Regions from separate parts of the Homo sapiens genome. Here regions 1 and 2 are each linked to region 3. A link is a loop called in an ENCODE intact Hi-C map of the cell type or tissue named here. Cell type or tissue: B cell. All regions are shown on one strand. Each heading gives the region's core, and the rest is flanking DNA. Links, peaks and the distances in the headings are about the cores only.

Region 1 (7,917 bases), core at 1,754-6,753, 560 kb before region 3:
CTGGAGTGCAGTGGTGCAATCTCGGCTCACTACAACCTCTGCCACCCAGGTTCAAGCGATTCTCCTGCCTCAGCCTCCTGAGTAGCTGAGAATACAGTGGCAGGCGCCACTGCACCCGGCTAATTTTTCTATTTTTAGTAGAGACAGGGTTTCGCCATCTTGGCCAGGCTGGTCTTGAACTTCTGACCTCGTGATCCATCCACCTCGGCCTCCCAAAGTGCTGGGATTACAGGCATGAGCCACCACACCCGGCCTGGAGTTTGTATCTTAACACACTGGTGTATGAATATTCAGTGGATAGTGAAGTCACACGGCCTTGGCTTCAGAACTGGCACCCACCCACCCTCACCACAACCACCAAGCTATGAAGAATGTGGGGTTGGGGAGACATTTGACTTTCTAAGCCTACAAAAGAGGGCTCTGAATAGCTGGTCTTCCCTCCCACCGGCCTGCTGGGAGAACAGAAGAACACGAGGTTTGCAGTTGTACTTGGTGTTGTCGTCACCATCTGGGCAGTTCCCAGTGGGAATAATTCTGGGCTCTTCTTGAGTCCTCTGCATCTGGTACATTACATGGCAAGTTCCTAGTTGGTTTCAATTCTCATTTTAAAATCTCTTGCCACTTTTATCATGAAACTTTTTAATAACTTGGTCGAAAACCAATATTCTTTCTTTTTTCTTCAACTTTTAAGTTCAGGGGTACATGTGCAGGATGTGCAGGTTTGTTACATGGGTAAACCTGTGCCATGGTAGCTGCACGGACCATCCCATCCCCTAGGTATGAAGCTCAGCACCCATTAGCTATTCTTCCTAATGCTCTCCTTCCCCCTGCACCCCCGTGCCAGGCCCCAGTGTATGTTGTTGCCTGCTATGTGTCCATGTGTTCTTATCATTCAGCTTCCACTTTTAAGTGAGAACATGCAGTGTTTGCTTTTCTGTTCCTGCATTAGTTTGCTGAGGATAGCAGCTCCCAACTCTATCCATGTCCCTGCAAAGGACATGATCTTGTTCCTTTTCATGGCTGCATATATTCCATGGGGCTATGTGCCACATTTTCTTTATCCAGTCTATCACTGATGGGCATTTAGATTGATTTCATATCTTTGCTATTGTGAATAGTGCTGCAGTGAACATACGCGTGCATGTATCTTTATAACAGAATGGCTTCAGTGAACACACGCGTGCATGTATCTTTATAATAGAATGATTTATATTCCTTTGGGTATATACCCAGTAATGGGATTGCTGGGTCAAATGGTATTTCTGCCTCTAGGTCTTTGAGGAATCACCACACTGTCTTCCACAATGGTTGAAATAATTTACATTCCCACCAATAATGTAAAAGCATTCCTTTTTCTTTCCAATCTTGCCAGCATCTGTTGTTTGTTTGTTTGTTAGTTTTTTGCTTTGTAATAATAGCCACTCTGACTGGCATGAGATGGTATCTTATTGTGGTTTCAATTTGCGTTTCTCTAATGATCAGTGATGTTGAGCTTTTTCTCATATGTTTTTGCCGTATGTATGTCTTCTTTTGAGGAGTGTCTGTTCATGTCCTTTGCCCACTTTTTAATGGGGTTTTTTTTTTCTTGTAAATTTTAAAATCAATCTTCTTTATATGTCAATAGTATTATCATAAAATAGAAGTACTAATATTGCATTTCATGACACTTCTAGGTGCAATTATAAAAGTCATTTCTGGCTGGCTTATAATCCCAGCACTTTGGGAGGTCGAGTCAGGAGGCTAGCTTGAGCCCAAGAGTTTGAGACAAGCCTGGACAACAAAGTGAGACTCCCACCTCTACAAAAAGTACAAAATCAACCAGGTGTGGTGGTGCACACCTGTAGTCCCAGCTACTCAGGAGGCTGAGGCAGGAGGATCACCTGAGCCAAGGAGATAAAGGCTACAGTGAACTGTGATAGAGACACTGTACTCTAGCCTGGGCGACAGAGCAAGACCCTGTCTCAAAGCAGAAAGAAAAAATAAAAGTCACTTGTTACAACTATGCATTTAGATTTTCCTTAAACAATCAATTTATGCCTCTCTCTACTGCTTTTGTTTGATTAATACACACGATCATTCTAAATCAGTAGCATTGCATAACAATCTTGTTAACATCTATTTTCTAGGTATTTAATGGACTGATTTCATCAAGGCCATCCCTCTGAACTCCCTGAGTGTAGACATGATATTTTCATTTTACTACCCTGTGCTCCTGCCCAGCACACCCAAGCCTCAGGGCCCAAGCCAGGCATGGAAGAACAAAAGCATCCAAGGAGGCTTCATGGTGCAATTCCAGATGGAAAATGAATCCATCCTGTGGCCAGAGGAGGAACTACCTAGAAATTCTTCCCGACTCCGGTCATTCACTGACAACTCGTTAAAACACCCTTTCGCATGGCAGTGGTTTTTAATTATTCCTCATGTGCCTGTGAGCTCCAAAACCACAGGAGACCTTCCAGCAGGCTAGGAGGGCAGGAAGCAGTTGGAGCCACTGTGGTTTAAAGGAGTAAACAAGCCAGTTCAGGTATTTGGATGAGTGCAGAGGGCTGTGCCGGAGAATGTCATACATGCCCAAGCACTCGTTTGTGGTTTTCAAAAAGGACAAATGGGTGTGGGCTGAAAGTGTGGCATCGCCACCCAGAAAGAACTGAAATTGCCACCCAGGCTGCATAAGCACACACCCTGATTATCATCTGTTGTCTAGCTGCTCCTCACAATATGAGCTTGTGCTCGTTATCTAGAAATCGATCTGAAAATAAATACAGGCTTAGTGCATCACTCTATCAGTATGATGACCGTGGGGTGCACCAGGAAGGGGACTAGACAAGGAGGAAATACCCAGAGCTCCTGTCCTGGCACTGCCATTCCCAAGAACAAGTCTTGAAAATGCTCTGGGCTTCAGCGTCCTCGTTTGTAAATCAGGAATTACAATACCAGCTCCATCTTCCTTGCAGAATTATGAGCTGATAAAGAAAACCAATCGACAAGTATCTTACTGAGCTCACAGTGCTCCCAAACATGTAGACCCCGATGAGGGCTTGAAAAGGGATAAGAAATGGTATCTGGCCTGGAATATTTCCCAATAGATTTTGGATAAGATGAGACTGAAGCCTGTGTATCAATAGTAAACCATTTGACAAGTATTTGCACAAGCACACAGTTATAGAATATAACCTATAACCCTCATAGGATTACTCAGACAAGGGAGAGTGACATGGAGGGGCAACAGCTGGGCTGGATCCTACAGGATGAAAAGGCTTCATCTGGCAAAGGGAGGGAAGGACAGGACCCCATCTGAAGACTCAAAGGCTGCAATGAGCAACACTTCTTCAATGGGCCAGGGAAATGAAAATGTAAGGGTAGGATGACACTGGATTAAAGTAACAGTGAAATCAGATGGAGGAGGTATTTGGAAAGAAAGGGAAATTGAGTTCTAGGGTATTTTCAAAAAATAGTGACAAGTTTAAGGAAGATGAATCTAATGACAGTGTGTAGTCTGGTCAGAGCTAAGATGGAAACTGATATGGAAAAGCATCTATTGCTCACTCTTAGTAGCAGTAAGAAAAAAACTGGTAAGACTAGATGACTTACTAGATACAAGGGAAAGAGTTGGGTTAAAGTTCATTTAAATTTTTTAGCAGGGGGATTACAAGAACTTCTGCTCATTTGAAAGTCAGCAATACGTTCTTGTTTGCTTTGCTTTATTGGAGGATGGGGCCATTTAAAGCCATTGCTCCACATAGTATTCTGATTGCAATTGACTCATATGAATGACAATAATATTCCCTCACCAAGCACAGCTATTTATTACGTGGTTCTGTAAGTGTGGTTTTCTTCCCATCTTGATTTTGCATCAACTCCTGTTCTGTTTTGCAACAAGTCTTCAGCATTATATCATCTTGTTTTTTTTCAACCTGTGGAGCTCTGAAGCTCGGAAAGTAGAATCATCTCATAGAATCCAACAATCTTTATTTGAATCAATGCGGTTTCTGAAGTTTAGCTACCAGAGCATAGTGGCAAGGCGCAAATCCATTTTTGTCCACTAGGTGACAGACAAGAACTACTTTCTCTGCATCCCGCTGGAAAAATGAGAGCCACAATATGGAAAAACTAAGCACTGTGGCTCATACATTTCTATTTGTCTTCTGAACTTAGAAAAGGAAACACCAATTGGTATGCCCAATATCGCTCTGTAGTCCACTGAAAAATGCCGGAAGGGTTTTCAGACTACTGAGTTGGGGTACGGGTACTTTTGCTTTTTGTGTGGTTTTTTTGGAGTTTTTTGTTGCTTGATTGACGTCTTTGTGTTTTGTCCAGGTGAAAAATAGTGGCAGGAACAGATAATGAAGGTGGTAATGATAGTGTTATAAAGTGAGACTATATTGATTATAATGTATTAATTTTTAATTAATTCATTCATTAATTTTTTGCAGTCAGGGTTAAGGGGAGTGCCGGTGGGAAAGGCAGTGGGAATTGTGCAGGTGGAAGACATGATCAAGGTGAATAGCAATGAGACTGTTCCCAAAGGCCATACAGCCTTTGCCACCCTTTTCTAAAATTATTTTTTGAGACAGATTCTCATTCTGTTGCCCAGGCTGGAGTACAGTGGCACGACCATGGCTCATGGCTCACTGCAGCCTCAACCTCCCAGGCTCAAGCGATCCTCTCAGCTCAGACTCCCCAGTAGCTGGGACTGCAGGCGCACAACCCCACATCTGGCTTATTTTATTTTATTATTTTATTTTATTTTATATTTTATTTTATATTTTATTTTATTTTATTATTTTATTTATTTTATTTTATATTTTATTTTTATTTTTTATTTTATTTTATTTTATATTTTATTTTATTTTATTTTATATTTTATTTTATTTATTTTATTTTATTTTGTTTTATTTTATTTTATTTTATTTTATTTTATTTTATTTTATTTTATTTTATTTATTTTTTGAGACAGAGTTTCTCTCTTGTTGCCCTTGTTGCCCAGTCTGGAGTGCAATGGCGCAATCTCTGCTCACTGCAAACTTGGCCTCCTGAGTTCAAGCGATTCTCCTGCCTCAGCCTCCTAAGCAGCTGGGATTACAGGGGCCCGTCACATGCCCAGCCAGCTAATTTTTTGTATTTTTAGTAGAGATGGGGTTTCACCACGTTGGCCAGGCTGGTCTTAAGCTCCTGACCTCAGGTGATCCGCCCACCTCGGCCTCCCAAAGTGCTGGGATTACAGGCATGAGCCACCGCGCCTGGCCCTATTTTTACTTTATTTTAGAGACGGGGTCTCGCTATGTTGCCCGGGATGGTCTCCAACTCCTGGCCTCAAGTGATCCTCCTGCCTTGGCCTCCCAAGGTGCTAGGATTACAGGCAAGAGCCACTGTGCCTGGCCCCTTTTAGAAATGCCCTGGCAATCCAGACAGGGCTGAGAAACATGACTAAAAGTTACTTTACGGAGACATCTAGTTTATTCTTCTTCTGGATAGAACTATACTTAAATCAACAGTACAATGATGCTGACAGTGGGCTTCAAACCTGACTCTAATATTGAATTTCAGCTGGGCATGGTGCTCACGCTTGTAATCTCAGCACTTTGGGAGGCCAAGGCAGGAGGATTACCTGAGATCAGGAGTTCAAGACCAGCCTGGCCAACATGGTGAAATCGTCTCTCTACTAAAAACACAAAAATTAGCTCGGCGTGGTGGTGTGTGCCTGTAATTCCAGCTACTTGGGAGGCTGAGGCAGGAGAATTGCTTGAACCCCGGAGGCTGAGGTTGCATTGAGCTGAGATTGCGCCACTGCACTCCAGCCTGGGTGACAGAGCAAGACTCCATCTCAAAAACAAACAAAAACAACAACAACAATTGAATTGCTTCGAACAGTGGAGTAAGAATGGTTTTAATCAACATCCATTGAGTGTGTATTTTGTCTAACATACTCTACAGTTAGTATTCTTCAATTGATGTCATAACTATCACACCCACCCAAAGGAACTTAAAACTTACTGAAGCTTGTGAGACTGCTGCATATTTTTAAATATTCTAACAACATTCAGTTTTCTCCTACACACTTTCTAACAATATCGACAGCAAAATAAATATTGCTGCATTTGAAAATGAAATTTGAAAACAAACCTCTATTTACAACTCCCTTGGTAAAGTTTCTTTTTGTTTGTTTGTTGAGACAGAGTCTCGCCCTGTGGCCCAGGCTGGAGTGCAGCGGCGCCATCTCAGCTCACTGCAACCTCAGCCTCCTGAGTTCAAGCGATTCTCCCGCCTCAGCCTCCTGAGTAGCTGGGATTACAAGTGCACACCACCATGCCCGGCCTATTTTTCTATTTTTAGTAGAGATGAGGTTTCACCAAGTTGGCCAGGCTGATCTCGAACTCTTGGCTTCAAGTGATGTGCCCACGTCTGCCTCCCAAAGTGCTGGGATTACAGCCATGAGCCATCACGCCTGGCTCCCTTGGTAAAGCTTCTACTATTTTTAGGTAACTGTTTTGAAGATACGTTGTTTTCCTCTCCCAAAAAAGCAAGGAAGACCAGCTATTTAAAGCTAATGAGATCACATTAAAAAGATAGAAATAAATATTTTTACACATTTCCTTAAATCTCAGCATTCTGAATAACTTGGGCTTTCTTTTGATCAACTTCACTAGGAAAAAAACTAACTGATTTGGAGTGATGTTTCCACAAATAGGACTCCCATACATGCTTGCTCATGCCCTCCCTTGAACTTCCTCTGCTGCTTTCTATATATTTAAAGTGGAATGGAAGTTTATTACATGAAAGCAGATGGTGTTTGGCCCTTGTAAAGAAAACCTAAAACGCAGCATGGAGCGACATAAGCACAGTGCCTCCCCCTGCAATTATGTATTTACATCTAAGCTGTGCAATTTAGGTGTGACTTTGGGCAAGACATTCATCTGAGCCTCAGTTTCCCCGACGAGTAAAGGGCCTAGATCACTGACCCACACTTCACTAAGTTTTGGTGAGAATCGCGGGCGCTAACAGCACTCCAATTAAGGTCAAGCACTATGCAAATAGGAGCAGCATTTTTGATGTTGGGAAAGACAGCGCGGAGACCCGGGCTGGCTTCCAGAGGGTGCAGCCCGCCTGCGTTCCCGGGCTGCCGGGCCGCGTCACCACCACCACCGAGCCCGCCTGCGGCAGTGCAAACGCAGTGAGTCATCCGCAGGGCGTGCGGAGTGTGCCGGCTGGGTCCCTGCAGCCCCCAAGCCCGGAGGGATGCGGGAAAATCGCTCTTGGAAGATGCAATTGCTTTAATAATCGACTTTCACCCTTAGTAGCAGAAAAACGACCGTGGCCACAGTACCACAAAGTCTCTGGTATGTGATTTCACTTTCCAGTTTTCCTGGGGAAGCCAGCGGCCTCTGCTTGGGAGCATTATTACCATATATAGAGAGAAATCTGCCTAGTGGGGTGAAAAAAAGAGCCCAGGAGAAGCCTGAGTCAGTTGCCTTAGGTAAGAGTGACTATTGCCAGGGTCAGGATGAGATCTGCCCGTCAGCCGACTTTATTACTAACCCTGTGAAGTTGCAGATGATTCAAACAGCAGAAAAGGGAAGTGTTGCAAACATCAGCACACTCAGGACATCTAACCCGCAGGAGAGGCTGTGAAGCAGTTATTAAAATTCTGGAAAACAGATGAAAGAGACTGTTCTCAACCTTGGGGGGAAAGAAACGTTCCTACCTTTATTTCTAGATTTTTTTTTTTAAGAAAACAACAACAAAAAATTCTAAATAGAAGCAGTTTAGCTAATGATCTAGGACAAAAATCTCTGTGACTTTGAAGCACTGCTGTAGGTTAAAAAATAATGCATCACGTGAAACAGTAGTTTTGAGACCAGCCTGGGCAACAAAGTGAGTCCCCGTCTACAAAAAGTAAAACTTTTTAAAAATTAGCCG
Region 2 (7,917 bases), core at 1,754-6,753, 260 kb after region 3:
CCAAGAATTAACAATCTGATAAGATAAATTTTAAAAACTATTTTATTTATTTATTTTTATTTTATTTATTTATTTATTTTTTTGAGACAGAGTCTCGCTCTGTTGCCAGGCTGGAATGCGGTAGCGCGATCTCAGCTCACTGCAACCTCCGCCTCCTGGGTTCAAGTGATTCTCCTGCCTCAGCCTCCAGAGTAGCTGGGATTACAGGCACGTGCCACCACGCCCAGCTAATTTTTGTATTTTTAGTAGAGACGGGGTTTCACCATGTTGGCCAGGATGGCCTTGATCTCTTGACCTCATGATCCACTTGCCTCAGCCTCCCAAAGTTTACAGGCTGTAATCCCAAAGGGATTACAGGTGTGAGCCACTGCACCTGGCCAAAACTATTTTATTTATAATAGTATCGAAGAGAATAAAATGCTTAGAATAAGCTTAATCAAGGAGACGAAAGACTTGTACAATAAAAACTATAAAACATTGGTGAATAAAATTAGGGCACAAATAAATAGAAAAAGGTCTCATGTCCATAGAATGTATGACTTACTGTTGTTAAGATGTTTATACTATGCAAAGCAATCCACAGGTTCAAATCCTATCCAAATCCCAATGATATTTTTTGCAGAAATAGAAAAATCCATACTAAAATTATAATTAATATGAAATCTCAAGGGACCCCAAATAGCCAAAACAGTCTTTTCCTTTTTTTGAGATGAAGTCTCACTCTGTCACCCAGGCTGGAGTGCAGTGGCACCATCTGGGCTCATTGCAACCTCCGCCTCCCAGTTTCAAGCAATTGCCCTGCCTCGGCCTCCTGAGTAGCTGAGATTACAGGTGTACACCACCATGCCCAGCTAATTTTTGTATTTTTAGTAGAGATGGGGTTTCACCATGTTGGGCAGGCTGGTCTCAAACTCCTGACCTCGTGATCCGCCTGCCTCGGCCTTCCAAAGTGCTGGGATTACAGGTGTGAGCCACCGCACCTGGCTGAAAACAATCTTAAAAAAGAACAAAGCTGGAGGACTCGCCCCCTCCTGATTTCAACAAAGCTACAATAATCAAAACAGTGTGGTACTGGCATTAAAAAAAAGACATATAGACCAATGGAATGGGGTAGACAGCCCCAAAATAAACCATTGCATATATGGTCAAATGATTTTCAACAAGGATGACAAGACCATTCAATGGAGAAAGGACAGTCTTTTCAAAAATTGATGTTGGGAAAACTGGATATCCACATACAAAAAAAATGAAGTAGGACTCATATACAAAATTAACTCAAAATAGATCAAAAACATAAATATAAGACCTAAAACTATAAAACTCTTAGAAGAAAACATACAAGAAAATCTTCATGACATAAGATCTGGCAGTGACTTTTTGGATATAACACCAACACACAGACAACAATAAAAAAGACATAAATTGGATTACATCAAAATTAAAAACTTATTTGAATCAAAGGACACTATCAACAGAGTGAAAAGCCAAAAACCCATGGAATGGGATAAAGCATTTGCAAATCATATATCTAATAAGGAGTTAATAGCTAGAATATATAAAGAACTCTCACAACTCAACAACAAAACAACCCAATTTAAAAATTGGCAAAGAACTTCAAAGAAGATACACAAATGGCCAATAAGCACATGAAAAGATGCTCAGTATTGCTAATCATTAGGGAAATCCAAAGCGAAACCACCTCATGAGATACCACCTCATACATATTAGAATGGCTGCTCTCAAAAACAAACAAACAAACAAAAATCACAAACACAAAAAGCAAAAAATAACAAGTGTTGGCAAGAAATGGTGAATGTGGAACCCTCCTACACTGCTGGTAAAAATGTAAAGTGGTGCGGCCACTGTGGAAAATCGCATGACGGCTCCTCAAAAAATTGAAAATAGAACTACCACATTATCTGGCAGTTTTCTTTCTGAGTATACACCCAAAATAATCAAAAGTAGGGCCTTGGAGAGATATTTGTATACCTATATTCATAGCACCATTATTCACAATAACCAAAAGGTAGAAGCAACCCAAATGTCCATTGATGGATGAGTAGATAAACAAATTGTGATATATACCTACCATGGAATATTATTCAGCCTTAAAAAGGAAGTACATTCTGACACATACTACAATGTGGATGAAATTTGAGGACATTATCCTATGTGAAATAAGCTACAGGACTAAGTGAAATAAGCTAGTCACAAAATACTGTATGATTCCACATATATGAGGTCCCTGGAGTAGACAAAGTCATAGAGACAGAAAGCAGAATGGTGATTTCCAGAGCCTGGGAAACTGAGGGAATCGAGCTGTTGTTTAATGGGTACAGAGTTTTAGTTTGGGAAGATGAAAATGTCTGGTGATGGACGGCAATGATGGTTGTACAACAATGTGAATGTACCTTAATGCCGCTTAAAATGGCTAAAATGGTAAGTTTTATGTTCATTATATTTTACCATAATTAAAAAAAAATACTGTATTGGGAAAAATAATAGAATAGCAAGTTTTCTATTAAAATTGCCTTTAATTACCAAAAAATTAGTAAGATTTAATGTAGGGTTTTTTGCAGATACCCATTACCAAATTAAAGTTTGTTTTTAAATTTAATTTTATTATTATTTCACTCTGTTGATAGTGTCCTTTGATTCAAAGATGTTTTTAATTTTTAATTTTATTATTAATAAATTTATTATTATTATTTTTTGAGACCAGTCACCCAAGCTGGAGTGTAGTGGTGCAATCTCGGCTCACTGCAACTTCCACCTGCTTGGTTCAAGCCATTCTCCCACCTCAGACTCCTGAGTATCTGGGATTATAGGTGTGCACCACCACACTCAGCTAATTTTTTGTATTTTTGGTAGAGATGGGGTTTTGCCATGTTGGCCAGGCTGGTCTCGAACTCCTGACCTCAGGTGATCCACCTGCCTTGGTCTCCCAAAGTGCTGGGATTATAGGCATGAGCCACTGCCCCCAGCCAGAAGTTTCCGTCTATTCACAGTTTGCAATGAGTTTTTACTTTGAATGAGTATTGAATTTTGGTGGAGACTTTCCTGTATCTAATGAGTAAATTATACAATTTTCCTCCTTTATTCTCTTAGTACATAAGTTACATTGTTTGTTTCTCAAATATTTAACCAACTTCGCAATTTTGGAATAAACATAAATTGGTTGGAAAAAATAAAAATTCCACCAACTTATCATAGGATTATTATATAATATGCAACATAATAACTGGCAGTACAATAAGTGCTCAATAAATGTTTCCAGCCATTTTTAAAATCACAAACTTGAGAGAAAAGGCTGAAATGTTACTCTAAATTCTCCTGCAAGAGTTTACTGAGCAAATATATACAACTCTTATATAGCAATGAAAGTAAATAATTTAAAAAATGCTTGCTGAGGATTCTGTCCTTTCAATTCTTGGGGAACAGTATCTGAGTGATCTGTGGCCAGTGAACTCTCCAAAAAAATTATTTCTAAGAATAGATTGCTGCAAATATGGGGAGCTCCTAAATATGAAACAAGCATTGTCACCAGGGAATGCTGAGAATCCTGCAAGATAAATAGAAATTTAACATTCAGTGTGCTTAAGTAGTAGTCACAATAATTAATACTCTTAAGCAGAATTATATGCCAAATTCTGGCCAGGACATAGCATTAGACAGTTTTTCTGCCCAAAGAGCACTTTGCTGCTCACTTATTTACATTTTCCATTATTTGGAACCCAAATAGATTTTTCTTACTTTGTTACATTAAAAGTCACTGTGGAATACAGTTACAGAGAACCCAAAAAGTATTTTAAGATTTGAAAGTGATTGTCTGGGTAGTTTTTAGACCAAAAGTTGCCATCTAGTGGCACTAATTATTAGTGCAGACACAGTGAAACAAAAGAAAAAAAAGGGAACTAATATTTTTCTAGAAACTGTTCTGTGCCAAGCACTGCAATAGGTACTTTATTTCTTTACATCTTTTAGTCTTCTCCCATCTTCTTTGTTATGAATGTGTCACTTCTGTCATGCCTCCTCACAAGCTGATGATGAGAAGCAAAAGAGTTGTTTCTGTTAACATTTCATGGAGATGCAATAGGAGAAAAGCCAGAGAGGAGTAGTCTAGAAATGGAAGCTTCATTAAAAGAGAGAGAGCAATACAGAATGAGGAGTTCTAGGACTCACATATCAGGCACCTTCTTCCATGATCATGTGAGTTACATGAATCAGTGGATCCCCACATTGCCTCGGATGTAAGAACTCCGTAGAAAGCAGTGAGAACAGTGACCGTGATGCTGATAACTGTATCATAAGCTTTTTGGGACAGAGACCACATCATATAGTGTTTGCATTCTCTGTGGTCCACGAAGCCTCTTCTGTAAGAGCACTCATCCTGTTCATGAGGACTCCACCTTTATGACCTAATCACCTTTGGGAGGTGCAAGATAAATAGAAATTTATCACCTCCACACCTACAATACAATCACATTAGGGATTAGGTGTCAACATGTGAATTTTTTTTTTTTTTTTTTTTTTTTTTTAGACACAGTCTTGCTCTGTTGTCCAGGCTAGAGTGCAGTGGCACTATCTCTGCTCACTGCAACCTTCATCTCCCGGAGTCAAGTGATTCTCCTGCCTCAGCCTCCCGAGTAGCTGGGATTACAGGCGTGCACCACCACGCTGGGTGAATTTTTGTATTTTCAGTAGAGCCAGGGTTTCACCATGTTGGCCAGGCTGGTTTTGAACTCCTGACCTCAGATGATCTGCCTGCCTTGGCCTCCCAAAGTGCTGGGATTACAGGTGTGAGCCACTGTGCCCAGCTTCGACATGTGAATTTTGAGGGGACTTAAACATTCAATCTACAGAAGAAACTAAATATCCCCACTCCTCTGAGGGCAAGAGGAAGAAAGGCTTTGGTCTGCCTCCTGCTCTGTCCACAAGCCTGGGTCCAGGCGGCTGGGAAAGGAACCCTGAGGACTTTCCTAACTAGTCACTTGAAGTCCACTTCATCAATAACGATGCCCCAGCTACCTTGGGAGAAATGGCCTCTCGCCCAGCAGGGATGCAGAATGAGAACTTTCACAAGAATGTTGACTGAAGGAGGTAATCAATACTCTTGCAGTTATTTCAAACACAAAAGCCTATGAAGGCAACTCAATTACTCTCACGCCTCCTTTTCTGACTTACTTTCAGAACCTTGTCAAAGGCTAGTAGTGTTGGGTGCCTTTTTTTTTTTTTATTCATTTACTTACACTATTCAAGCATGCTCTTTTCCTGGTAGAATTTTTTCTGCTTTCTGGATAAAGACACCCAGTGTCCAAAAAGTGAACAGCATGGGAATATGGAGACTTATCAGATGGAACTTTGACCTCCAAAGAGGCTTTGCTGCATCTTTTCTTCCTTCCTTGTCTGTTTTGTCATTTCCTATTTTTTTTTTTTTTTTTTTTAGACAGAGTCTTGCTCTGTCACCCAGGCTGGAGTGCAGTGGCAAGATCTTGGCTCACGGCAACCTCCACCTCCTGGGTTCAAGTGATTCTCCTCCCTCTGTCTACAGAGTAGCTGGGATTACAGGTGCCCACCACCACGCCCAGCTAATTTTTTTTTTTTTTTTTAAAGTAGAGACGGGGTTTCACCATGTTGGCCAGGCTGGTCTACAACTCCTGGCTTCCAGTGATCCACCCACCTCGGCATCCCAAAGTGCTGAGATTACAGGCATGAGCCACCATGCCTGGCCTATTTTGTCATTTCTTATTTTCATTTATTTGGTTCTTTTTATCTGGCAGTGTTGTAGGAGTTATTAAGAAATTATTGGCTGGGTGCGGTGGCTCACAGCCTATAATCCCTGCTCTTTGGGAGGCCGAGGCAGGTGGATCACTGGAGGTCAGGAGTTCCAGACCAGCCTGACCAACAAGGTGAAACCCCATCTCTACTGAAAAATACAAAATTAGCTGAGCATGGTGGCAGGCATCTTTAGTCACAGCTATTCGGGAGGCTGAGACAGCAGAATTGCTTGAACCCGAGAGGTGGAGGTTGCAGTGAGCCGAGATTGTGCCACTGCACTCCAGCCTTGGTGATGGAGCCAGACAGACGCTGCTGCCGAGGAAAACCTTGTATTATTAGGCATGGTCAACCCCACCGTGTTCTTCGACATTGCCATCGACGGCGAGCCCTTGGGCCGCGTCTCCTTTTAGCTGTTTGCAGACAAGTTCCCAAAGACAGCAGAAAATTTTCGTGCTCTGAGCACTGGAGAGAAAGGATTTAGTTATAAGGGTTCCTGCTTTCACAGAATTATTCCAGGGTTTATGTATCAGGGTCGTGACTTCACACGCCATAATGGCACTGGTGGCAAGTCCATCTATGGGGAGAAATTTGAAGATGAGAACTTCATCCTAAAGCATACAGGTCCTGGCATCTTGTCCATGGCAAATGCTGGACCCAACACAAATGGTTCCCAGTTTTTCATCTGCACTGCCAAGACTGAGTGGTTGGATGGCAAGCATGTGGTCTTTGGCAAAGTGAAAGAAGGCATGAATATTATGGAGGCCATGGAGCGCTTTGGGTCCAGGAATGGCAAGACCAGCAAGAAGATCACCATTGCTGACTGTGGACAACTCGAATAAGTTTGACTTGTGTTTTATCTTAACCACCAGACCATTCCTTCTGTAGTTCAGGAGAACACCCTTCCACCCCATTTGCTCGCAGTATCCTAGAATCTTTGTGCTCTTGCTGCAGTTCCATGTTTTCCTTGTTCCCTCCCATGCCTAGCTGGATTGCAGAGTTAAGTTTATGATTATGAAATAAAAACCAAATAACAAAAAAACAAGAAAAGAAATTATTTTAGTCAGATAGAGACAAAAGGGGTCCTTTGGAAGTTTTCGTTTTTTAAAGCATCTCTGGAAAAGTTTCTTGTAAAGCCCCAGCTCTTAGAGCCAGGCTGGCAACCTTTGATAAGCAAATGATGGCCATTAGAAACTGGGTCCACCCAAACATGGCCATTCCTGCAGCCTTCTTGCCCTTGCCCCACATGTTCCTGGCAATATGGCCGCCCCCGCATATCCCCACATGTGTAGAACATCATGGCACCCTGTATTTGCATATTAAAAAGCTAGGGTGGGAGAGCCAGCTTTTTCACGGGCTACGTGAATGACATGCCTGGCCAAACCAATCCCCTGAGCCCTATGTAAATCAGACACCACCTCCTCCAGCCTCTGTATATATACCTGGCTGGTATCCGTGGCAGGTGGGGTTTCCTCTTTTGGCTTTAGAGGCCCCCCTCCCTCTGTCTCTGTATGGGGGAGGGTCTTCCTTCTGTCTTCTCCCTTCCTTCTTGCCTATTAAACTCTCCAGTCATTAAAACTACTCCACGTGTGTCCCTGCCGTTTTTTCTAATTCAACTTGAGAGGAAGAACCTGGTGTTCCTTCACTCATTGGAGCTGTATCAGCAGCTCCACTTAACTTAAATCTCAGAGCTAAAAATGTTGCCTTAAAGAAATTTTTTTAAAGAACAGGTTTAGAGAAATTAGTGGTCTCAAAACTGGAGTAGGGACTTAATTTTTGTCAAGTTAGGGTTGTAGGAGAAACCAGGAAAAGTATTACTGTTCTCTCTACAGCTAAGACAGAGATTTAGGGGGATATGCTGAGGCACACCACTTCCCTAAATTTAGTAACTTGCTAGAGAGCTCCAAGACTCAATAGGAAATTATACTCATGGCTCAGATTTATTACAGCCAATGATACAGAATAAAAGCAAGCAGGAAATAGACATGCAATGGAGGAGTCCAGAGAGGTCTCACACAGGCTTCGGATGTCCTTCCCTGTCCGAGACCACAGGAGTGCTTTCTTTTTCTGGCAGCAAAACTACACTACAGGAACGTGTGTGGAATATCTCTATCCAGGGAAACCCACTGGAGTATCAGGGTG
Region 3 (7,917 bases), core at 1,113-6,112:
GTAATCCCAGTACTTTGGGAGGCAGAGGCGGGTGGATCCCAAGGTCAGGAGTTCGAGACCAGCCTGGCCAATATGGTAAAACCCTGTCTCTATTAAAAATACAAAAAATTATCCAGGCGTGGTGGTGGGCACCTGTAGTCTCAGCTACTCGGGAGGCTGAGGCAGGAGAATCGCTTGAACTCGGAGGTAGAGGTTGCAGTGAGCAGAGACTGCACCACTGCACTCCAGCCTGGGGGATGGAGTAAGACTCCATCTCAAATAAATAAATAAATATAAAAATAATAAACTAAAAAACATGTTTTAGTTGTAGAATCATTAAAACAGAGAGACTAAAAATACATAAACACACAGAAAGAGAATATCAGCCATATGAAACAGGTATAAGAGGAATTTTTAAGACCCAAGTGAAGATATTAAAAAATGAAAAATATAACAGATAAAACAACACGAGTAATCACAAAATAATACTGCTGAAGAATAAAAACTGATGCAAAGAATAAAATCAGTGGAGGAATAATCCAGCTGAAGAATAAAAAATAATGCAAAGATCAGCAGCATTTATCACATATTCCTGAACATTAATAAAATACACATCAATAGTGATAAGTATTAAAAGCTAGTATCAGGTTTGAAAAAAATATAAATAATTAGCAATTCTACTGAAAATGAGAAAATAAAGGCCTATATATTTGTTAATAACAATAAACATGATTCAATTTTTGGAGAAGCAGTATCTAATGTTCAGAAGATCATCCGATATATATGAAGAGACCAATAATAGGATTTTTTTTATTTGCCAGAAACCATGGCAAAAGTTGATGGTATCCTGTTAGCACATTTATGCAAAACATAAATATCAATACCAAATAGTATAACATACTATTTTAGAGAATAAAATATAAAAACAAATAATAAAACTTACAGATGTTATAAATAAAACCACTTTGAATAAAGTTTTAAAAACTAATAATTTCTCAATTATTTTGGACATATGGACAGCAGATAACAATTGTTGATGTAATTATGGATTTCCAAAATGCAGATATTTCAATATGTGAACATTTATTAGGATTTTAACAAGTAGATGACACCCCGCTGGAAAAGAATCATATATATGTGTAAGAGACTACTCATAAAAAATTAAAATTAAAAATATATAATATATATGGGGCCAGGGATACATGCCCTTAAATATGTCTGACAAGCACAAACAGAAAATTCTCAAAAATAAAAATTCTAAACTAGGTTGTGAACAATAGAACGAAAATATCTTAATAGCACTGAAAATGTTTATTTCATCCAAGAATTATACAACTGCTTTTTTGTTTCGATGAAACACTATAGTTAACACTATAGTTAACTGAATGCATAGTTGCCAAGCATAATTTTTAAATCATAATCAAATATGACTTTGCAAAAATAACTTGTCACTAAAAATCCATTTGAAGGAAGAACACAATGCTCTCTTGGAAATTACTGATGATAATAGTAAATAAACACATTATAGAACTTGAACCAAAGCCCCTGCAAAATATTCCCTTTTACATTTTTCGTTTTTTTGAGACAGAGTTTCGCTCTTGTCGCCCAGGCTGGAGTACAATGGCACAATCTTGCTCACTGCAAACTTTGCCTCCCAGGTTCAAGCGATTCTCCTGCCTCAGCCTCCCAAGTAGCTGGGATTACAGGTGCCCACTGCCACGTCCGGCTAATTTTTGTATTTTTAATAGTGACAGGGTTTCACCACGTTGGCCAAGCTGGTCTCGAACTTCTGACCTCAGGTGATCCTCCCACCTCAGCCTCCCAAAGTGCTGGGATTACACGCCTGAGCCACTGTGCGCCCTGCTCCCTTTTACATTTTTCTCATGCCGATTGTGACACGATGCTTTCAGTAAAAATTAATGATACAAGCAAAATGATGCAGAAACCAAGATTAAATTTACAAAATTGAAAAGCCTCAAAAGAATTCTGAATAAATTACATTGCCAAAGAAACTCCATCAAAACCTTCAGGTCCAAGCAAACATCAAAAATTCCATCAAAACCATCAGGACCAGGAAACAGGACGTAAGAAGAGTGGCCAATGAGCCAATAAGTAAAACCAAAAGGTTATATATACATAGAAAGCAAGGAAAAGAAAATATCACCAAGGACCGAGTGATGAACTACGTCAAATGCTGAGTCAAGTAAAATGAAGACTAAGCTGACACTGGATTTGGCAACATGGAGGTAGGTCATTTGTAACCTGAAGAACGGCAACAATTTCAGTAGAATGATCGAGGTAAATATCTGACTTACCGTTCAAAAGAGAGGAAGTAGGAACAATGAATTGAATATAAGCACTGTAGAGAAATTTTACTATAAAAGGGAGTAAAGAAATACAGTATTACTAGAAGAAAACATGGTCAAGAGGAAAGTTCGATGGAAAAAAGAACAAGTGTATATGCTGTTATGGATTGCATTGTGTCCTCTCTCCCCAAAAAAGTGTGAGGGAGGGAGGGAGGGAGGGAGGGAGGGAGGAAGGGAAGAGGGGAAGGAAGGAAGGGAGGGAGGGAGGGAGGCAGGCAGGCAGGCAGGCAGGCAACGCTCACTTGGTGCAAAAAAAAAGAACCTGACAAATGCTCCGATGAAGTTCACATAAATACAAAAATAGTCACACGCAATGAATACTCGTATTAGCAAGCAAATATTTAAGGACTTTACATATTTAATTCATTTATCCCTCCTAACAATGCTAGGAAGTGGATGTCAGCATTACTTCGCCCAAGTGCATCCGTCCCTTTCCGCCACCACGACAAATGTTTTCTGGTTTCATCCTTCAAGGATTAACTTACATTCATTTCAAATCCTTTAATGATAAAGTGTACAAAATAGAGGAGAGCGGCAGGGGTTGGCAGGGGACGTAGGGAAAGGATGATTTGCCTTCGATCCTACATCCTGCATAAAAAGCAGCACAACCGCCACGGAGGCAGCCAGGCAGCGGGAAAACTAAGTGCAAAGCCAGGACTCTCCCGAAACCCTCAGGTCCTGCTAAGGGAGCCGCTCCCGAGGCTCCCCGCCCTGTGTACCTGCTGAGACTGTGGGAAGTCGGGTGACTGGGCGGTTTGGCCTTGCTGGCTCTAAGGTGAAAAACTATTTGCCTGAGGAAGATGACAATTCCGAGCCTGCCAGACTTCCTTCGAGACGGAAGCCTGAAAACTCCTCAGACTCCAGCACCTCCCTTTTACAAACTGACGTTTGTGCTGAAAGAAAAGGCCCGGCCTCTGCGCCCCCGGGCGGCAGCAAAGACCGCCGGGCACCCGCCGCCGGCGCCGGATGGGGCCGTTGAAGCCACGTCCCAGGCGCCCGACGCCACGACGCCTTGGCGCCGCCGGCGTCGCTGACGCTGCGAGCGTGAGCTGCGCGCCGAGAGCGGAAGAGGAGACGCAGTTTGGCGGCTGTGGGGATTTGCCGGAAGGTTAATAATGTCCATGGGCACATCGGCCTCCTCCTTTCTTATTCTCTCCCAAGTGTAATTCCAGGACGCCCCCTGAGCGCAGATTCATCCAGGCATTTGGCCTAGAGGCCCGCGGAGGAGAAATAAAGTACAGGCCTGGTAGGACCTTTGAGAACCTGGGCTTCAGCTACAAAACCAGAGCCCCAGTCCTTCATCTGCTGTCTCCTCAAGCTCTTTTCAGTGTATTGTGGAGTTCATTACCACTCTAAGCTCGCACGGAAGTGTACACCAGCTTCGTGATCTTAAAAGCAAAACAAAATCAAATGGACTAGGAATTAACTTGAAGCAGAGTTGTGACACTTAAGTGGTTTCTTGCCATCAGTTTCCACGCACTGCTTTAAGATGCAATTTTACAAGGTAGAGTTTTTTAGATAATTTGACCTCAAGAAATATATTAATTTTGTCTTTAAGTTGAACGAAGTAAAATGTTTTTAATATTTTAAAATATTAATTGATACAATTTAACTGTTAATAATGCCTGTGTGTAAATGAAAGGAATAGGAAAGATGGAACTAAAACTAAAAACCAGGAGGTTTAAAGGAGACCTTAGATTTGACTTAGTAGATTTCAACTATTTTCTAAAACTCTGAAAATTCATTATATCTAATTATTTCTAATTTTCCAGTAAAATCTGAATGCCTCACAAGAGATTCCTGAAAATTTATCAGCTCCCAAGAGCTGGTGTAGGCTAGCTCCATCACACCACTAGGAGTTACCATTGGGGTTGCCTGGAAAGGGAAAACAACACATCTTCTGGTGTACCAGAAATGTTCTGTCTTCTGCTCTTTCTGGGTGTGTTCAAAAATTCATGAAGGCAGGCTGGGCGTGGTGGCTCGCACCTGTAATCCCAGCACTTTGGGAGCCTGAGGCAGTGCATCACTCGAGGTCAGGAGTTCGAGACTAGCCTGGCCAACATGGTGAAACCCCATCTCTACTAAAAATACAAAAATTAGCCGGGCGTGATGGCGGGTGCCTGTAATCCCAGCTACTTAGGAGGCTGAGGCAGGAGAATCACTTGAACCCAGGAGGTGGAGGTTGCAGTGAGCCGAGATTGTGCCATTGCGCTCCAGCCTGGGCAACAGAGCGAGACTCCATCTAAAAAAGAAAAAAAAAAAAAAACATGAAGGCATATGCTTATTTATGCACTTTTCAGTATGTGTGTTTTATGTCAGTAACAAAGAAAATGTACATATAAATGATCAGATTTATTAAGCTTTCCACCAACAATTTTTTATTTTTTAAAGTTGGCAATAAAATTAAGAAAGTAGTTTAGAAAGAATTGAATTGCTAAATTCCAAATCTCCCAAAACCGTTGTAAATGAAAGGGATAGGAAAGATAGAACTAAAAGTCAGGAGAGATTAAAGAAGACCTTAGATTTGACAAAGCCAATTTCAGTTATTTTCTAGAACCCTGAAAATAGATTACATCTAGTCATTTCTAATTTTGTTGGTAAAATCTTAACGGTCAAGTTGTCAAGTTAGCATACATTAGCAAAACTCTCAGCATGAGTCTAGCCAAAAGTTCACCATTCATATCTGTGGCCTTAATAGCACAGCTAAGAACCACAGAAAAGTTATCAGTGCTGACAATGTAAAGCAAAGAAGTTTAAAAAGTTAATAAATTTAAGCATGTAATATCAAATTTTGCAGTGGTTTGAGTCTGTGACATGAATCGATTATTCTTTGAAAACAAACAATACTTATGAATAGAGAGGAACTTTTTCATCTGATGAAGGACATCTGTGAACTATCTCCAGCTAACATCATTTTCAATAGTGAAAAATTGATTTTTCCTTAAGATTGGAAGGAGGCAAGGATATTTGCTCTCACTATGTCTATTCAGTATTATACTGGAGGTCTTAACAAGTGCAATAAGGCAAGAAAAAGAAATAAAGGCATAATGATTTCAATGAAAGAAATAAAGCTGTATTCCCAGACAACATACAATTTCCAGACATCTACAATGAAAACTATATAACATTACTGAGAGAAATTAAAGAAGATCCAAATTAATGGAGATTATGTACCATATTAATGGATTAGAAGACCCAATATTGCTAAAATGTCAACTTTTTAAGTCTATGTCTATCAATATTTATCTACACATTAAATGCGTTTATGATCAAAATCCAAGAAGATTATTTTCTAGAAATTGGGAAAATAATTTTGCAATTTATATGGAAATGAAAAAGGCTAGAGCCAAAACAATCTTGAAAAAAATAAGCAAATATTTAAATGACATATACTACAGGTTTTCAAGAGTTATAAAGTTATAGTAAAATAGTATATTACACGAAGTTAGACAAAAATGGAACAAATAGAGGGTTAAGAAATATATCCACATATATAAAGTCAATTGATTTTAAACAGTGCCAGTGCACTTCAATGGGGAAAGAAAAATCTTTCCAACAATGAAAATGAAAGCTGATATCATTGAGAGAAAAAAAATTATCCATGACCCCTGCCTCGTGCCATACCTGAAAGTTAATTTAAATTAAATCATAGACTTTGTGCCATGGACACATACCATACATATTATCCTTCAAGGGATAATGTGAAGGGTTCTGCTTCCAGCCAAGATGGAGTAACAGCAACTGGGTTTATGTGAAGGGTTCTGCTTCCAGCCAAGATGGAGTAACAGCAACTGGGTTTATCCTCCTGTCTGGAATAAGTAAAGAATCAGACAAAATATATGAAACAATGAATTTTTATACCTCGGTTATCAGATAATGATAATGACCCCTGCATAACAGGAAACAAATTTAAGATGATCCCTATTATTTCCTAAGCTTACTCCCTGAAGACAGGTGGTTCCAAGTCATGATACAAAGAACAGAAAACCCAGGCAGCTTCTAGCGGTCTCTGAGTTGAGGGAAGGAGGTGTCCAGGAAGGCCAAGGAAGCTAGAGTTCAAAGGAGAGAATCCGAGAGAAGAAATTAAAGAACAAAGAGAGCTCCATAAATCTTCAGGGGACCCCTTTAGTCTTCAACTGGGTAATGATCACTGTATACATGTATGAAAACTATCCATGGCCAGGGAAAGAACCACGTGGAAGCATGATAGGATATGACACTCAGTGCCATGATAGGATATGATACTCAGTGCTCAGAATATTTCATGTTACCACCAGCTAGAGTCAAAAGTTTTATAATTTAAGGGGCAGTGAGTAAAGTGCTCAAAAGGGTTTTGCCTCAGGAAGGGTTCAAAAACAGTCTTACACTAAACACTCCTCTGGACCTGTCAAACAAAGCTTAAAAGTAAGATCTGAAAGGATTGAATGTTTCCAGTAACTTAGCTGAGACCCAAAACACAGCTCAAGAATATTTATAGGCATACAAAACCTTCCAGCACTCAATAAGATAAAAAGTTACAGTGATAACTACAAAAAATTGCTGAGAGAAAATAAAAAGACCTAAATAAATGAAGATACACTGTGTTCATGAATCAGAAGATTTAATAATGTTAGGATGTCAGTTCTCCCCAAATTGATCTATAAATCCAATGCAATTCCATTGAAACTACCATCAGGCTTTTGTGAAGCAATTTGCAACCTGACGCTAAAGTTCATTTGGAAATAGGAAGGATCTGCAATAGCCAGAATGACTTTTTAAAAGAAAAACAAAATTGGAGGTATACATTACAAGAAGTATAGTCAGGGAGCATTGAGTGCCCTGGAAATAAAGTCTTGTTTGCATTTATTGGGTATCCCCTTTCCCCCTACCTCCACCAAAATGGCACTCATATTACTCATGAGGCACAGGTTGACCATGCCTCCAACATGGCCTCCCAATCAACAATACACCTTAGGATTCCCAGTTCAGTTTGAATAATTGAGCATCCTTGTTTTTGTAGGTACCACATGATGGAAGTCAGTCCAATCTTTCCTATCCTGTTTCATCCACCACCACAAAATACCTAAGTGACAGCTATGGGACTATCTACAGGCAATACATACAAGCTGTTGACAAGTTTTTGCATGGAAAATGAAGAAGCTGAGACCATTCACTGCTGTTTCTAATAGACTTCTCAGAAAGAATAAGAGAATAGTAATCAAATTGTGGTCAAAGCCATCTAACAGAGGATAACAGACCCAGGAATCAGTTAAATTCAAGGACTTGAAACAGTTTGCAAAAGCTGCAGCAGGGCATTTTCCTTTGTGAGGGAAAGCTCCAGGATCAGTTCTAAAAGACAAAAGAATATTAATACTAATGTCCCTTTATCCCCCAGTGCCTTTCCAAGTGCTTAGGTCTCAGTCTCTCTCTCTCTGTCTCTCTCTCTCTAACACTGCCACAAAATTAATGTGTCCCATTCTAGTAACTATAACCTCTTTCCAATCATGCTTCTAATCTCACCTAAAATTTTCATCTGGAACAGTCAGTCAAGAGCAAGAGTGACAAGGGAATTTTTATAAAACATATAAAAACC

The links. A loop is a pair of places that touch in the nucleus more often than their neighbours do. Peaks named below come from ENCODE experiments on the same cell type or tissue, not always from the same donor. Only the 100,000 strongest peaks of a DNase experiment are listed, where the experiment ranks them.
Region 1: it touches region 3 in a loop (6-fold over the local background); 18 of 110 quality-filtered maps call a loop at or near these places.
Region 2: it touches region 3 in a loop (5-fold over the local background); 4 of 110 quality-filtered maps call a loop at or near these places.

What each region holds. Positions count from the first base shown.
Region 1 is chr10:33,005,035-33,012,951 of GRCh38, reverse strand. All of the region lies in intron 2 of ITGB1-DT (ITGB1 divergent transcript), which reads right to left. Among named protein-coding and RNA genes, the nearest start is that of ITGB1-DT, 26 kb to the right of the region's middle. In B cell, for the core only: CTCF peaks have their summits at 3,855 and 4,056 (motif pointing right); a DNase peak (open chromatin) is centred at 4,041; H3K4me3 peaks cover 596 bases; H3K27ac peaks cover 939 bases; H3K27me3 peaks cover 593 bases.
Region 2 is chr10:32,187,020-32,194,936 of GRCh38, reverse strand. It overlaps the pseudogene PPIAP31. Among named protein-coding and RNA genes, the nearest start is that of KIF5B, 130 kb to the right of the region's middle. In B cell, for the core only: CTCF peaks have their summits at 3,638 and 3,844 (motif pointing left); a DNase peak (open chromatin) is centred at 3,866.
Region 3 is chr10:32,441,545-32,449,461 of GRCh38, reverse strand. CCDC7 (coiled-coil domain containing 7) reads right to left here and starts at 3,322. Exons shown (of 44, transcript NM_001395015.1): 1 at 3,065-3,322. It overlaps LOC101929431 (a long non-coding RNA gene), which reads left to right and starts at 3,406. Exons shown (of 3, transcript NR_120660.1): 1 at 3,406-3,849; 2 at 7,345-7,917. RefSeq lists a silencer at 3,152-3,381 and an enhancer at 3,452-3,771. In B cell, for the core only: CTCF peaks have their summits at 3,021 and 3,227 (motif pointing left); DNase peaks (open chromatin) are centred at 2,241 and 3,351; H3K4me3 peaks cover 2,319 bases; H3K27ac peaks cover 2,076 bases.